Regions from separate parts of the Homo sapiens genome. Here region 2 is linked to region 1. A link is a loop called in an ENCODE intact Hi-C map of the cell type or tissue named here. Cell type or tissue: heart right ventricle. All regions are shown on one strand. Links, peaks and the distances in the headings refer to the core of each region. The heading gives the core; the rest is flanking DNA.

Region 1 (10,337 bases), core at 2,611-7,610:
TGCTCCTGCCCCAAGGAGCTCACAGACCAGGGGAGAAGTGCCAAGCAGGAAGGAGGAAAGGCCAAGGCTTCAGGGCCAGAGAGGTCTGGGCTGCAGCCCCAGCGCCATCATTTACTGGCTGTGTAACCACAGAAAATCACTTAACCTTTCTGAGCCTGTTGTCTCCTGAGAAATGGGAACTATTAGACCGCCTGCTTCCAAAGCTGGTCAAGAGATCAGGGATAGGAACATGCTCTGGAAACTACACAGTCCTGGAAAGACGGGAGGGCTCTGTGGCCACCAGATTGTCACTCTGAGGACCTGGTTTCTCACTTCTCACAAGATGCCTCAGGGGCGAAGCTTCCGAACTCCTCAGGACGAGGGAGGAAGCTACTCCCCGGTGTTTCTCTGGAGTCACTAGTGGGTTTTTATCTCATGAACTCTGTGAACCTGGCCACTGATCTCATTTCCTTTTTTGCTTTGGCCACCATGAAGCTCAGATCAGAATTTGCAGCTCACTCCAAGCAATTCTGTAGCACTGGGTTCTAATTTTACCTTGTGCCCTTTAACAAATGCCACCTTTATTTTCTCTTTTTTCTTATTTCTTTCATATTTTTATCTTACTATTTATCTAAGCCACCTCAAGTCCTTTTTGGAGTGGGGCAGGTGGGTAAATAAAAAAGAAGTGTATGTTTTTGAGGGATTTCTCTGGCAGGCCCAGTGCTGAGCTCCTCACACAAGTCATTAAATTATTCCCCAATGACCCTGAGAGTAAGGCTATAATTTTCTTCATTTCCTGGGAGGAAACAGAGACTCTGAGTGACTGTCTCAGAGCCACACAGCGGAGCCCCGACTTTACCCAGGGCCAGCATGCCCACAGAGCAGGCTTGGTCCCCTCCCCCAGCCTTACCCACCAGGTCCAGGCAGGCTCACACCTGGATGGTCACGGAGACATTGCCCTCCTCCTCCTGGACGAAGATGTTGTAGGAGCCGCTAACCACGGGTGCATTGTCGTTGATGTCCAGCAGGTGGATCTGCAGTGTGGTGGAGGAGGACAGGTTCCCGCCGTCTGTGGCCTGCAGCGTCAGGTAGTACACGGCCTGGCTCTCCCGGTCCAGCAGCTCACCGTTCCTCACCGTCACCGTCCCTGAGACGGGATCCACTTGGAAGAGGTCTGCCCTGCTCAGAGGGGCCAGGTTCAGCAAATAGAGACACAGGATGCCCATTTCAGTGTGAATTTCAGATATACAACAACAAATATTTCAGCATATCCCATGCAGTATATGCAACATATTCATTATTTCAAAAAGTCATTCCTTGTTTATCTGAAATTGAAATGTAACTGAGTGCCTTCGGTCTTCCCCAGCTATTCTATCTCTGCAGAGAGGCAGAGAGGTGGGCCTGGGCCCTGCTCACCCACCTGCCTACGGCCCACCCTGAGCCCTTACCCATTTCCTGGGAGCAGGCTGTAGGTAATTTGGCCCCACGCGCCCGTGTCTGGGTCCGTGGCCTGTGAGGCAGAGACATGGCAGGGTGCTGTGTGGAGGCGATGCACGCACCGCCACCCATGCAGCTCGTGGGGACAGAGCTGTCGTGCTTCCTCACACAAAGGGAGAATCCCCAGCACACTCAGATTCACTCATGGCCACCCCCATCTCACACATACACACACACACACTCTCACACTCACACATGCACGCCCGCTTGCTGGGACCCCACAGCCCCACTGTGTCCACATCACTCACGTGGATGCTGTCGGTGACCACAGAGCCGGTGGCGCTGTGCTCTGGCACCGTGAGGACGTACAAGCTCTGGGGAAACGTGGGCCTGTGGTCATTAATGTCTCTAAGGTGGATGGTCACCATGGCGACGGAGAAGTTCTGGCTGACGGAGTCTGTGGCCACAACCTGGGGGCAGGGGAGGAGGCAGCAGCTGTGGGGCCCAAGTGCCCCTCGGCTTCTGCCCCTGGCACCCCGGAGCAGCCCTCACCTGCACCGCCATCGCCGTCTGCCTCTCGTAGTCCACCAGCGCGGATACTCTCACCAGCACCTGAACGGAGGCTGAGCCCACTGCCCGCTCCGGGGAGACGCTGAAGGCTTCTGCATCGGGGCCCCCCAGCGACAACAGGAAGGTGCCATTGCTGCCCTGTAAAGGTGGGCTGTCTAGCAGGGACCTGTCCCCCTGCTCTGCCCACCTGCATCTTCCCCCAGTCCCCAGGCTTCTATCTCTGGATGCCCCGCCCGATGAGGTCCCATGGAAGGGGGCTCTCAAAAGACTGCGAGAGAGGGTGCAGGAGGCTGGGCTGGTCACCAGTCCCTGCAAATGCAGGCTCTGTAGAAGACAGCTCCCTAGGCACTGTGGGTCCCAGACCTGGGCTGGAGCCTGGACACACACCCCTCACTCCTGTCAGCTGTCCCTCCCACCCACCCTTCACATCCCCCACCCCCAGCCCCCACAGCAACACCAAACACCACTCACACCCTACGTCACCCCACTGGCCAGTGCCACCCTTCTGGCCAACCTAACCCCACCCGACACTGTCCTCCACGCAACATTTCCAACCCCTCAGTATCACCTAACACCATACACCCTCCAGAGTTACTCATCCTCCAGCGCCACCGTGTTACCCACCTCTCACTGCAGCCTCCACTTAAGAGTGCCTCCCATGGCTGGGCGCGGTGGCTCACGCCTGCAATCCCAGCACTTTGGGAGGCCAAGGTAGGTGGATCACTTGAGGTCAGGAGTTCAAGACCAACCTGGCCAACATGGTGAAACTCCATCTCTACTAAAAACACAAAAATTAGCTGGGCGAGGTGGTGCACACCTGTAATCACAGCTACTTGGGAGGCTGAGGCAGGAGAATCCCTTCCACCTGGGAGGCAGAGGTTGCAGTGGGCCAAGATTGGGCCATTGCACTCCAGCCTGGGTGACAGAGCGAAATTCCATCTCAAAAAAAAAAAAAAAGAGCACCCTCCCACCTCACACCCTCAGACCACTTGTCCCAACACTGCTCAGCCTCCCCCAGTTCCCAGGACTACCCAAATCATGGCCGCCCAATGCCAGGAGACCTCGCCAGCCACCCATCACCACGGACAATGATGTTCTACTCAGCATCATCTGACGTTCTACGTCAGCCTCCACTCAGCATGGCCTTCTATTCAGCCCCACACGGATCGCCCAGAGGATGATACTGCTTACCAACACAGGCTTCCAGAGAGCACCCAGCACCCCCATTCTCCGCCATCACACCCTGCACCACCAGCACCGCCACCCAGCACCACATGACACCGTCACTCGATCCAGGCTCCCACTGGCCTCCCCCAGCCACCCCCGCCCACACCCACGCCACCACGCCTGCCTTGTCCGGGTCGTAGACCACCATGGTGAGGTCATCGATGGGGATGCGGGGGGAGGCATGCTCGTCCACGTAGCCAGTGAAGTTCACTTGGGCCTCTTCGGGGGTGAAGGTGCAGGCTGGGAGGCTGCAGTTGTAAAACTCAGGTTTGTGGTCATTGACGTCCATCACTCTCACTGTCACCCAGATGCTCACCTTGGCCTCCTGCCCGTAGATGTTGAGGTGTGTCTCGGTGGCCTGAGGCACAGAGCAGAGGGCAGAGGGCAGAGAGCCAGTGCTCAGAGAGAGAGATCAAAGGCCAGAGGTTAGAGAGCAGGGTTCTGACAGGGGTGGTGGGGCCTTTGCTCACCGTGACCTGCAGCTGCACCTCCTCATCCGCCTCCAGCAGCTGCTCACGGTCCAGGGAGCCGTTGACCCTGATCACCCCATCTGCCCCGATGTCAAACCAGCCGGGCCGCGTGGAGTCTGGCAAGGAGAAAGGCGGAACAGCTGGAACAGCTGCTCCAGTGGCTCTGACGGAGCCCCAGGCCCATTGCCTCCAGGGACTCTGACGGAGACCCCACCCTGGCCCCGGCCCAGCCCTGGCCTGGGGACACCCCGTTCTCACAGGAGATGCTGTAGATCACAGGGTCATTGATGCCTTTGTCGCCATCCACAGCCTCCACCGTCAGCACCGAGGTTCCCTGGAATGGGGCCTGGTCAGTGCTCCTCAAACTTCCCCGCCTCCCGCCTCCACCCACACCCCACAGGTCCCCCGTGCACCTTGGCTGCATCCTCAGCCACAGAGGCCGAGTAAAACTCCCTGACAAACTGGGGGTCAAGGTCAGGCTGGTCCACCACGGAGATGGACAGGAAGACAGGCAGGGAGCACTGGATGGTGAAGGTGTTGTGGTACATGCCGCCCAAGTCCTGCGGGGAGATGGCCACCCGTGAGCCAGCGCCGTGGGTCCTAGGCCCGCCTGCCGGCACCCCCACTCACACAGGCCTTCAGCTCCAGCTGGTAGAAAGCGCTCTTGTTGTTGTAGCTGAGGCTGCCATTGAGGACTATGGAGCCATTGGCCAGGATCCGGAAGAGATGCTCGCTGTCCCCAGTGCTAGGGATGACCTGGGGCAGAGCAGACTTGGGTCAGGCTCCCTAGGGACAGCCCTGCACCGAGGACCCCACTCTGAGCAACGCAGGGAAGGTCCCAGCTCTGCCACTGACCAGTCACGCCACTGGCACCAGGTCATATGACCTCTCTGAGCCTCAGTTTCCAGCTCCAGGAAATGGGGCTGGTGACAACCCTCAGTGGGTTGAAAGGAGGATCCAATAAGATGCAGTCGGCCCTCCATCTCTGTGGCTTCCACATCCACAGATTTGACCAGCACAGATCAAAACTGTAGCTAGGCTCACTCACAATGGTTGCGTCTGTACTGAAGGTGTACAAACTTTTTCCCTTGCCATGATTCCCTAAACAATATAGCATAACATGCTATAGTTACATAGTATTTGCATTGCATTGGTATTGGAGGTAACCTAGAGGTGATTTAAAGCACACAGGAGGATGTGTCTAGGTTACATGCAAATACTACCCCGTTGCATGTCAGGGACTTGAGCAGCCATGGATTTTGGTGTCCTCAGGGATCCTGGAGCCAAGTCCCCACGGATACCAAGGGGCGACTATACAGTATGTGCCAGGCACGTGGTTGGTGCTCGGTAAATGGCGCTATCAACAGCAAGTCTGTTTCCATGAGAAATGGGTTTACACACCCCTTATTGTCTGTGGAATTTGGACAAGACCTGGGAGCAGGCGGGCAGGAAGAAGGGTCTGGTCTGCAGCAGGCACCCTCTTTAGGTAAGCGGGCAAGGCGAGGTTTCCGGGGAGGGGGGCTGGTGGCCAGAGGACGGTTTGGGGACCAGGGCTGGGCCAAGGCAGGACCAATGTCCCCACCCCAACGTTCAGGCCCTGTGGGTTGTCTGTGGAGATGCTGCCCCCTGGCGGTCACAAAGGCGGTCAGGGCCCCCTTCACACTCACCTTCTCTATGGAGTACACGACCATGCCTGCAGACCCCATGTCTTTATCCACGGCCAGCACGGAGAACACCACACTGCCCACGGGCAGGGTCTGCAGGGAGGGACTCGTCACCTATGAGCTCAAATCCAGCTCCTCCTCTCCCTTGTCCGTCACTGCCCCCCTGAGCTTCAGTGTCCTCAGCTGTGCACTCATGGGGACAGGGTTCCCCTGTCCTTCCCACCAGGGCTGCGGGTGGAAGGCACCTGGGGGTGCGGGGCGGCAGAGAGGATCTCCCTCCTCCCCTCCCCACACAGCCTCTCCACCACCTAAGCTGGCTTCTGATTGTCGGAGCCCCTCAGAACCAGGATGAGGGATCATTCTAGAGCCCAGCCTCACTGTGCCACTGCGCACTCAGACATCCCATGTGCTCTCTACAGCCTATAGCCATGGGTTTCAAACAGCGCCCTACAGAGCTGGAGGCTTCTTTGGGGAGTACTCTGCTCCTGGGCCCCTGTACACACCAACTCTACCTCCTTTTTTTTTTCCTGAGATGGAGTTTCACTCTTTCGCCCAGGCTGGAGTGAAGGGGCACGATCTCGGCTCACTGTAACCTCTGCCCCCTGGGTTTAAGCGATTCTCCTGCCTCAGCCTCCCCAGTAGGTGGGATTATAGGCGCCCACCACCATGCCTAGCTAATTTTTTTTATATATATTTTTAATAGAGACAGGGTTTCACCGTGTTGGCCAGGCTGGTGTCGAACTCCTGACCTCAGGTGATCCACCCGCCTCAGCCTCCCAAAGTGCTAGGATTATAGGTGTGAGCCACCGTGCCCAGCCACGACCTATACTTCCTAATGGTGGCCACAGAGATCTTTGAAAATCATGAATCAGACCACATAACTCTTCTCCTTCAAATCCCCCAAGAGTCCCCCCATTCTGCCCAGATCACAGTCCAGACTCCTTCGAGCCTGGGCTGCCACTCGCCTCTCTGACCTGACCTCCTCCTCACCCTCCCCCTCCAGCCACACTGGCTGAGCTTGTTCCTGCCTCAGGGCTTTGCACCTGTTGTTCCCCCTGCCTGGAGCACCCCTTCCTGGAGCATCCCCTGCCAGCTCCTTCTTGCCATTCAGGTCTCTCTGTTCAGATGCCCTCAACTCAGAGAGGCCTTTCCTGACCCTTCAACCTAAAGCAGTGCCCGCTGCAGTCACTTCCTTGACTTTGCCTTGTCTCGTGCTCATTGTGGGGCTCACCGCCATCTGAAATCCATTCTGCTTATTTTGTTTCATTGGTTCCTGTCTGTGGCCTTCCCTAGAAGGTGAGCTGCTGAGAGTAGCAACCAGGTCTGTCTTGCTCCCCAGGTAACCTTAGCACCTAGACAGTGCCGGGTGCTGAGGCATTGCATCAGAGCCTCTCACATGGCTGTCCAGACCACACGTGTCTGGCCTGGCATGGGGCCCCCCACCTGGAAGGTCTTTGCAGGCACATGGCAACGGAAGTTCAGGAGTGGTGGTATTTGCTGCCCAGTGACCATCAGGGAATCTCCTTTCCACCCATGTAGCTTAAGTGGAACTGTCCCCACTCCTCCCCCTTGCTGCGGGGAAGGCCCACGATGCAGACCCAACCCATGAGAGCCTTCCATACCCCTAAATTAGCTCAAGGATAGCACATGACCTAAAATGAGCCAATGAAAGTCAGCCCTGGGCTTTGGGCTGGAAAGATTGAGAAAGAGACGGTCTCCTCAATGTGAGCCTGTACTTTTTAATTTTTTAATTTTTTTATTATTTATTTATTTATTTATTTATTTTTGAGATGGAGTTTTGTTCTTGTTGCCCAGGCTGGAGTGCAATGGTGCAATCTCGGCTCACTGCAACCTCTGCCTCCCAGGTTCAAGCAATTCTCCTGCCTCAGCCTCCTGAGTAGCTGGGATTACAGGCATGTGCCACCACACTCGGCTAATTTTTTTTTTTTTTTTCAGTAGAGACGGGGTTTCTCCATGTTGGTCAGGCTGGTCTCCAACTCCCGACCTCAGGTGATCCGCCCACCTCAGCCTCCCAAAGTGCTGGTATTACAGGAGTGAGCCACGGCACCCGGCGAGCCTGTACTTTTATCACCACATGAGAGACTTGCCTCTCTTCCCCCAGGATGGAGGCAATAAGAGAAGCAGAGCTGAGAGGAGGAGAGAAACTCAAATCATATCTTGATGTGATTTGAGTACCTGGATCCAGCCATGCCTGAAGATATGATTTCAAATCAAATTTCACGATATGATTTGGCTCAAATCAAATCAAGATATGATTTGAGTACCTGGATCTAGCCATGCCTGAAGTCTGAGGTACCTCTAAATTTTTTAGATACACGAGGCTGGGCGCAGTGGCTCACGCCTGTAATCCCAGCACTTTGGGAGGCCGAGGCGTGCGGATCACGAGGTCAGGAAATCGAGACCATCCTGGCTAACACGGTGAAACCCCGTCTCTACTAAAAATGCAAAAAATTAGGCGGGCGAGGTGGCGGGCGCCTGTAGTCCCAGCTACTTGGGAGGCTGAGGCAGGAGAATGGTGTGAACCCAGGAGGCGGAGCTTGCAGTGAGCCGAGATCGTGCCACTGCACTCCAGCCTGGGCAACAGAGTGAGACTCCGTCTACACAAAAAAAATCAACTCCCTTTTTTTTTTTTGCTTTCATCACTGAAAGAATTCCTAACCTGACTGATTGCAAAATATTGCTGTAACCAGTTTGTGGGGTTACATCCCCCTGGCTTTGGTTCTTGAAGCTGCCCCTGCTAGGAGAGGTTTTTCCCAACTCTGAATGCCCCACTGACTGTCTCTGGCTCTTCCTACTCTGAGAAGCACTTTGGGATGCCCCCTGCCCCACAACCACATTAAGGCAGGTGTCACCTCGTTGATGCTGGTGGAGAAAGCGGTGTTCTGGAAAACGGGTGCGTTGTCGTTTCTATCTTCCACAATCACCAGCATCTCCCTCTGCACCTGCAAGTGAGAAAGCCCAGGGGACCCCAGAAAATAGGATTTAAAACACCAGAAAAGTTGCAAGTATCGTACAAAGAGCTGGTGTCCTTCATCCAGATCAACCTACTGTTTGGTCTCTCTTTCTCTCCATATGTTTTTGGGGGCTTTTTTTTTTTTTTTTTTTTTTTTTTTTTTTGTAGAGACCAGGTTCTCTCCATATGTTGTTTTCTGAACCATTTGAAAGTAAGTTGCAGGCATCATTAGTTAATTTTTTTTTTTTTTTAGACAGAGTTTCATTCTTGTTACCCAGGCTGGAGTACAATGGCGTGATCTCATCTCAATGCAACCTCCGCCTCCCAGGTTCAAGCAATTCTCCTGCCTCAGCCTCCTGAGTAGCTGGGATTACAGACATGCACCACCACACCCAGTTAGTTTTTGGTATTTAGTAAAGATGGGGTTTTACCATGTTGGTCAGGCTGCTCTTGAACTCCCGACCTCAGGTGATCTGCCCGCCTTGGCGTCCCAAAGTGCTGGGATTACAGGCGTGCACCACCACGCCAGCAGTTAATTTTTTAAATATAAAATATGCCAGCCAGCCAGGCGCAGTGGCTCATGCCTGTGTACTTTGGGAGGCCAAGATGGGAGGATCGCTTGAGCCCAGGAGTTCAAGACCAGCCTGGGCAATATGGTGAGACTCTGTCTCTACAAAAAATTTTAAAATTAGCTGAGTATGGTTGGTGAGCGCCTGTAGTCCCAGCTACGCTGGAGGCTGAGTTAAGAGGATTGCTTGAGTCCAGGAGGTGGAGGCTGATGTGAGCTGTGATTGCACCACTGCACTCCAGCCTGGGCAAGAGTAAGATCCTAACTCAAAAAGATAAAATAAAAAGTTGGAAAAAAGTGCCTGTCCTATCACGGGAATGTGCACGTTCGCTTTGTTTGCCATAGTATAAAGCTGTGAACAACTATGTGGACACCAGAGGGAACCAGCTTAAGGGCAGTTCCCACCATAGATATAGACGTTACAAAAATTGGGGATTTGTAAGACCCAGAGAGAGCTCTAAGCTCAATCGCTGAGTGGGCAAGGCAGCTTTCAAGACAATATAGACAGCTGGATTCCACTGGGTTTCAAAAAATGCACCAAGAAGTACATGGAGGCATGTACCTCAGCGCTGAGAAGTGTCAAAGCATACAGTAACGGTCAACACTTCAGTGGGAGTGAGCTGGAAAGGATTTTCCAAGGGGACTTTCGTTTTATCTGTAATTTTTTTTTTTTTGAGACGGAGTCTCGTGCTATCACTCAGGCTGGAGTGAGGTGGTGCAATCTCGGCTCAATACAACCTCCACCTCCCGGGTTCAAGCGATTCTTGTGCCTCAGCCTCCTGAGTAGTTGGAATTACAAGCGTGTACCACCATGCCCAGCTAATTTTTGTATTTTTAGTAGAGATGGGGGTTTCTCCATGTTGGCCAGGGTGGTCTTGAACCCCTGACCTCAGGTGATCTGCCCACCTCGGCCTCCCAAAGTGGGAAATAAGAGTGTAGTTGCAACATATTCAGCCAAAGCAGTTGAGAGTGATTTTGCCTCTGGAGCCCTGGGGTGGAGAGGTATTTGGCACTTTTCTAATCAATATTTATATACATTAATAATACATTTAGGCCGGGCGTGGTGGCTCACGCCTGTAATCCCAGCACTCTGGGAAGCCGAGGCGGGCGGATCACAAGGTCAGGAGATCAAGACCATCCTGGCTAACACAGTGAAACCCCGTCTCTACTAAAAATACAAAAATTAGCCGGGCGTGGTGGCTGGCGCCTGTAGTCCCAGCTACTCGGGAGGCTGAGGCAGGAGAATGGCGTCAACCCAGGAGGCGGAGCTTGCAGTGAGCCGAGATCGCGCCACTGCACTCCAGCCTGGGCGACAGAGCGAGACTCCGTCTCAAAAAAAAAAAAAACATTTAATTTACAATTAAAATATAACCAATATATTTATATGTAAACAAAAAAGCCCTCATATGATATAAATAATATATTTATGTAATTTAAATAAATTTTAA
Region 2 (6,190 bases), core at 1,191-6,190, 66 kb before region 1:
GAAGAGGGCGTAGTCACAGCCAGAGGAGAGCTTGCTGGCCAGCTGGATGTGACTGTATAGCCTGGACAGAGCCCCCGACCCCATGCCAAAAGTCAAGGCTTTTTAGGGCCTGGTTCCAACTGGGTTCAGCCCTCCCAACTCCTCATCCGACCCCATGGCCTCCAAGCCTTTGCTTACACTGGCCTGCCACCTGGGATTCCACTCCCGTTTATCCAAACTCTCAAGACCCACCTTTTCCACAGAGCCTTCCCAGTGAAGGCTGAGCCAACCCCTGGGGAGGGTTTTAGACCCCCTGGTGCTCCCCCCTCCAGCTACAGCCGAGGCCTTCTCACCCTCCCTAGGGCTTGTGTAGCCCTTTTCAGAGCCACTCCCGTGAGCACCCGGACACTGAGGCAGCCGAGTCCTCCCTTTGCAGCTGAGACAGGTTCAGAGAGGGGAAGGAACTTGCCCAGGTCACAAAGCCCTGGAGTGGCCGAGTCAAGGTCAGCTTCCTGCTTCTCCTGCTCCCCAGGCTCTCTCCCTGAGCCCAAAGAAGGTGGTGGGGTGGGGGGTGGTTGTGCCCTATACCCCCTGGGCAGAACCCACAAAGCCCCAGCCCTCACAAAGGCTGAAAGGCCCTAGGGAGGGCTGGCTCAACCCGGAGAGAGGGAGCCCAGAGCTCAGAGCCCCCCAACTCTAGCCCCACTGGGGACAGACACTCACGCCCAGAAGTCCTCCACAGTGTCCACCTTGGTGACCAGGTGCAGGTTGTCCTGCCAGGCCCGGCTGCGGTCATTCTTGAAGAACCACAGAGCCCACCTGGTAGGGGAAGGGGGAGGCAGCCAGGAGGAAGCAGAGAGCCAAGTCCACCCCCGGGGCACCTGGACTGACAGGGAGGACCCTCCCCTTCAAGGGCGAACTGGGAGATGAGATTTGGGGCACAGCATTCCCCTCTCAGGTGAATGAAATCAGTTGTCCTGAAGGGCAGGGGAGGAGTGGGGGTGTTTGACCCACAGTCTCTGCGGGGTTAGGGCTGGAAGGGCCAACAGGGCCCAAGGCTTAGGTCAGCCCTGGCCTCCCACGGATGAAGAGCTAGGGCCAAGAGAGGCGGGGTTGCCCAAGGCCACGCTGCCAGCACAGAGGCTGGCCTGAAAGCAAGGGGCTGTGTTCCACTCGCAGGCTCCTGCCTACCTGTTCTGCAAGGGGTGCAGCTCCAGCTTGACTTCCATGGGGCCCCCCGTCCGGGCCTTCCCTCTCAGAGACAGCAAAGTCCTGGGAGAGTTTGGAGACTTTTCTCCTGTGGGCGTCCTCTCTGCTGCCTCCTCCTCCTTCTCCTCCTCCTCCCACTCTCGGATTCCACCCTCAGCTTCACTCACCTGAGCCAAAAAAAGGAGTCAGGATGGGTTGTGAGCTCTGGCCCTGGCTGTCCCTGTGCCCACCCTGCCCATCCCCTGCTCCAGGAGGGGAAGGCAGGGGACTCACAAGGCCTTCAGTAGCCATGCCCAGCTCAAACTCCATGGAGGACCCAGCATCTGAAAAGCCCCCAGCTACCAGCTTTTAACCCACCAGCACCTGCCCCGCCCACCTGGGGCGGGGGGGGGGGGGGAGAGGGCGGGGCCATGGTGCACTGGGGGTAGAGAGGCCAGGCTGATTACCTCAACAGCAAGCATTTAGTGAGTGCCTTCTTCGTGCAGGCCTGGGGCTGGGGAAGCAGCTGTGACCAAGCCCCACACCATGGGGGCCAAGACCTGAAGGTAAGCGTCAATATTTGGAGCCTGCTCGAAGGGAAAGCAAGGTCTGCATCCCGTGGAGGGTGACCCCAGAATGTGAGGTGGACGGCCCTGCCGATGGCAGAAGCAGAGACACTGACATGGCCGTGGGGCCTTCTGGCACCATCCCCAACCTCACATCAGAGCAGGTATTCATCTGGTCTCTGGAAGCACCTGAGTTTTTTTGTTTGTTTGTTTTTAAATAAAATATTCTTTTGACTAGAGATGAAGGAATCTCACTATGTTGCCCAGGCAACTCCTGGGCTCAAGTGATCTCCCATTTCAGCCTCCCAAAGTGCTGGGATTACTGGCATGAGCCACCATACCCAGTGGCATCTGAGTTTTTTAAAAGTTTAATCATCTGCCAACATTTAGACATAGGGGGGTTTTATACTAAGATTCACACTTTTGGTTTCTCTTGAGGATTTGGAAAGTTCCTCCCCGACTCACTGCCTCACAGGCCCCCAGTCCCTTTGGAGACACATGAGGCTCCCCACAGCCCCCACCTTACCTCCTGCCCCACCTGAGTGTTCTCTGCCTGACCTGGATGGTGAGGGTCAGGGCTGCAGCCACACAGCCTGGGTTCTAGTCCTGATTCTACCCTGACCGCGGCCAGGCCTGAGCTTCATCGAGTCAGTTTCCCCATCTGTAAAATGAAAATGTTAATCATACACAACTCAGAAGCTTGTTGAGGGTATTAAATGATATAGAACACATAGAACCCGTAGAACAAGGCCTGGCTTGTGCTCAACAGAAGTCAGCTGAGGGTTCTCCCAGGTTGGGGAGGGTGGGGACTGGGATGGGGAAGGAAGGCAGGGAAGCTTTGGACACCCTTTATCGGCCTTCTGAACAACCCCTTTTCTGTGGAGGCTGAAGGCTCCCCAAGTCCTTTAAAGTTTTGCCTCCTCCCCTTGGGCACTTTTAGGGTCCCAGACGTATAAAAGGCCCTGCTCCTCCCCCACACTTGGGGGGCTCGTGACCATCTGGAGGCTGAGTATTTGCTCAACCCACAGCCTTAAGCCCTGGTACGTGCTAGGCACAGGGTTAGGTGCTGCTACGGTGATGAGCGAAAAACAAGCGGGCCCTGTGCTCAGGTTTATGAGATTATGCATCCCTCAGACAATCTGTGTCGTCACAAACACAACCCACTGAAGGAAAGGGATTCGGGGATGGGAGAACCTAAAAAGTCCACGATCCAAGCTGGGGCTTCAGAGCGGCAGTTCTTAGGTGCGTGTATCAGAATCACCTGCACGGCTTGCTCATCACACGCTGCTGGGCCCTGTCTCAGAACTTCTGACGCCTTAGTTCTGGGCTTGGGCTTGAGGATGTTTCCATTTTATTTATTTATTTATATTGTTTTCAGGCAAGGTCTCACTCCAGCTGCCCAGGCGGGAGTGCAGTGGTGCCATCTTGGCTCACTGCCGTCTTGACGTCTCAGCTCAGGTGATTCCCCCACCTCAGCCTCCCGAGTAGCTGGGACTACAGGCATGCACCACCACGCCCGGCTAGTTTTGTTTTGTTTTGTTTTATTTTGTAGAGGTAGGGTTTTGCCATGTTGCCCAGGCTGGTCTTGAATGTCTAGACTCAAGCAATCTGCCCACCTTGGCCTCCCAAGTGCTGGGATTACAGGCGTGACCCAAAGCGCCAGGCCCAGGATGTTTGTATTTCTAACAAGTTCCCAGATGCTGCTGGCCAGGGACCCCGTTTTAAGAACCACTGAGAAGAAGGTCACTGAGAGGTGGTATTTGAGCAAAGACCTAAAGCATAAACAAGAAATAATAGGAAATAATTAACTGGGTCGGGGAGGGCATCTCTGGGAGTGGGAACAGTATGTGCAAATGCCCTGGGGCAAAGGGAATGTGGAATACCAGAGGACGAGAAGACAGGCCAGTGTGGGCGAAGCTAAAAGGGGAAAGAAATGGGTAAGCCTGATCCTAGGGGCAGTGGGGAGCCACTGAGCATTTTGAGCATGTACAGACTGGCTGGGGAGGCAATCAGATATGCTTTTCAGCAGGTTCTCTGGATTGCTGTGTAGGAAACAGAACCCTGTGGCTGCAAGAAGGTGTGGGGAAACACTGACTAGGATGCTAATGTAGTCGTCCAGGTGACAGAGGGGGCGGCAGAGAAGATGGAGAGATGATAATAGACTCAAGGGGTATGTAGAAGGAAAACTCAGTGATATTTAGTGATAGATAGGCCCTGGAGGGGTGAAGCACTGTGTCCCACTTATCTATTGCTGCACAACAAACCACCCCAAACTCAGTGGCTTAAAACAATAATCATCATTTATTATGCTCACAAGCGTGCAATGTGGGTAGTGCTCAGTAGGACAGCCCAGCTCTCCTTCAAAGGGAGGTCAGCTAGGGTGGCTTACAGGTTGGGGCTGGAGTCATCTGCTCACTCACACGTGGGGCAGCTGATGCCAGCTGTCAGCTGGAGCCTCAGCTGGGGGTGCTGGCCAGGATGGCACTGCGTGGCCTCTCCATGTGGCTGCTTGGCTTCTTCCCGGCGTGGTGGCTGGGTTCCCAGAGCAAGCATCCCAAGAGACAGGAAGCAGAAGCTGCCAGTTTCTTAAGGCCTGGGCCTGAAACCTGGCACCACATCAGACCCACTCTATTCTACTAGAGTCACAGGCCCAGATTCAAGGGAGGGGACATACTGCCACCTCTCAGTGGGAGGAGCATTGAAGAAATTTGGACAGAGGGAGCACTGGAAGAGGACCAGGCTGGGAAGAGCTCACGAATCTAGATTTTGTTGTTGTTGTTTTGAGACAGTGTCTTGCTCTGTTGCCCAAGCTGGAGTGTAGTGGCATGACCATAGCTCACTGCAGCCTCAAACTCCTTGGCTCATTCTCCCTCCTCAGCCTCCCGAGAAACTGGGACTACAGGTGCACACCACCATGTCTGGCTAATTTTCAATTAAAAAAAAAATAGAGATGAGGTCTCAATATGTGGCCTAGACTGGTCTCAAATCAGCCTGGGAGGGTTCAAGTGATTCTCCTGCCTTTGCTTCCCAAAGTGTTGGGATTACGAGTGTGAGCCACTGTGCCGGCCAGGAATCTAGATCTGATGAAGAAAAAGGAAGGAAGGGCTCCCCCCAGTACCGGGCATGGTCTTAGCTACCTTACAGCTGTGGCCCAGAGCCCAGCTCGGAAGGACCCTCCCAGCCACAGCACCCCTTCCCACCACTTCCCACAGCTTCCAGCCTGGGGAAGCTCCTGGAGTCTTGGATTGAGGTGACTAAGGAGAGACCTTAAGAGCAACCCCCCTGGCGCTACAGGCATCCTGGCCCCTCGCTGAGGCCCTTCCAAGTCTGTCTATGGGGGACATCTTCATGCTGGGATTGAACCAGCAGGGGCTCTTAAATCCCAGCCCTACCATCCTGTTCCTAAAATATCTTGAATCTGCCCATTCCTCTCCCTCCCAACTCCCCTGACTCCAGAGAAGCTGGTTCTGACCTTGGCTGCTGTGTATTTCCTGACACTCCACTTGCTTCCACTCCTGCTTTCCTACAGAAAGTTCTCCAGGTTCCTCGGGGGGATCATTTAAAATATTAATCTGGTCACGTAACTTCTTTGTTTAAAACCCAGGCCAGCTGTGGTGGCTCATGCCTGTAATCCCAGCACTTTGGGAGGCCGAGGCCAGTGGATCACCTGAGGTCAGGAGTTCGAGAGTAGCCTGGCCAACATGGTAAAACCGTGTCTCTACTAAAAATAAAACAAACAAACAAACAACAACAGCAACAAAACTAGTTGGGCATGGTGGCAGGCACCTGTAATCCCAGCTACTTGGGAGGCTGAGGCAGGAGAATCACTTGAATTGGGGAGGTAGAGGTTGCAGTGAGCCGAGATCGCACCATTGCACTCCAGCCTGGGCAACAAGAGTGAAACTGCATTTAAACAAACAAACAAACAAACAAACAAACCTCCAGGACACCCAGGATGTGATCCAAAGTCCAGGTCCTGGGCTTGCAAGGTTCTTAGGCGATCCAGCCTCCCATGCCCTGAGCACATGGAGCCTCCAAAAGGCTAGATTTGTTCCTGCCTCAGGGCCTTTGCACTTGCAGTTTCCTCTGCAACTTTTTACAGAACTTCTCCTTGTCCTTCTGGGCTTGGCTCAAATGTCACCTTCTCAAAGAGGCCTTCCCTGACTGCTACCCTATCTACAGAAGAACACTCTCCCCCATGCCCTCTAACTCATCACTCTGTTCTATTTCCTTCTTAGCGCTTAACACTACTTATTCGTTTATTCATTCAACAAATAATGACCTACCAATTACTTTGTGCCGGACACCATTTTAGGCTCTGGGGAGCACAGCTGTGAACAAAATGGATGGTTTCTTCTCTTTGCATCAGAAGGCCCTAGGACTAAGCCCTGGGACCTCTTGTCTGTTCTGTCAGTACTTGCTGTTTCATGCCCTTATCCAGTAATGGGCATTAAATG

What was found. A loop is a pair of places that touch in the nucleus more often than their neighbours do. Peaks named below come from ENCODE experiments on the same cell type or tissue, not always from the same donor. Only the 100,000 strongest peaks of a DNase experiment are listed, where the experiment ranks them.
Region 2: it touches region 1 in a loop (2.2-fold over the local background); 44 of 110 quality-filtered maps call a loop at or near these places.

What each region holds. Positions count from the first base shown.
Region 1 is chr5:176,569,186-176,579,522 of GRCh38, reverse strand. CDHR2 (cadherin related family member 2) reads right to left here. Exons shown (of 32, transcript NM_017675.6): 6 at 8,221-8,310; 7 at 5,351-5,440; 8 at 4,314-4,439; 9 at 4,097-4,243; 10 at 3,942-4,017; 11 at 3,684-3,799; 12 at 3,338-3,571; 13 at 1,969-2,124; 14 at 1,725-1,886; 15 at 1,428-1,489; 16 at 915-1,158. Among named protein-coding and RNA genes, the nearest start is that of CDHR2, 25 kb to the right of the region's middle. RefSeq lists a silencer at 801-1,095. In heart right ventricle, for the core only: a CTCF peak has its summit at 5,316 (motif pointing left); a DNase peak (open chromatin) is centred at 5,302; H3K27me3 peaks cover 558 bases.
Region 2 is chr5:176,638,247-176,644,436 of GRCh38, reverse strand. It overlaps EIF4E1B (eukaryotic translation initiation factor 4E family member 1B), which reads right to left. Exons shown (of 9, transcript NM_001099408.2): 2 at 2,272-2,394; 3 at 1,635-1,727; 4 at 1,171-1,355; 5 at 703-798; 6 at 1-61. The coding sequence starts at 1,649. Among named protein-coding and RNA genes, the nearest start is that of TSPAN17, 6.1 kb to the left of the region's middle. RefSeq lists enhancers at 1-351, 352-993. In heart right ventricle, for the core only: no CTCF peak of the experiment used is centred there; a DNase peak (open chromatin) is centred at 4,256; H3K27ac peaks cover 380 bases.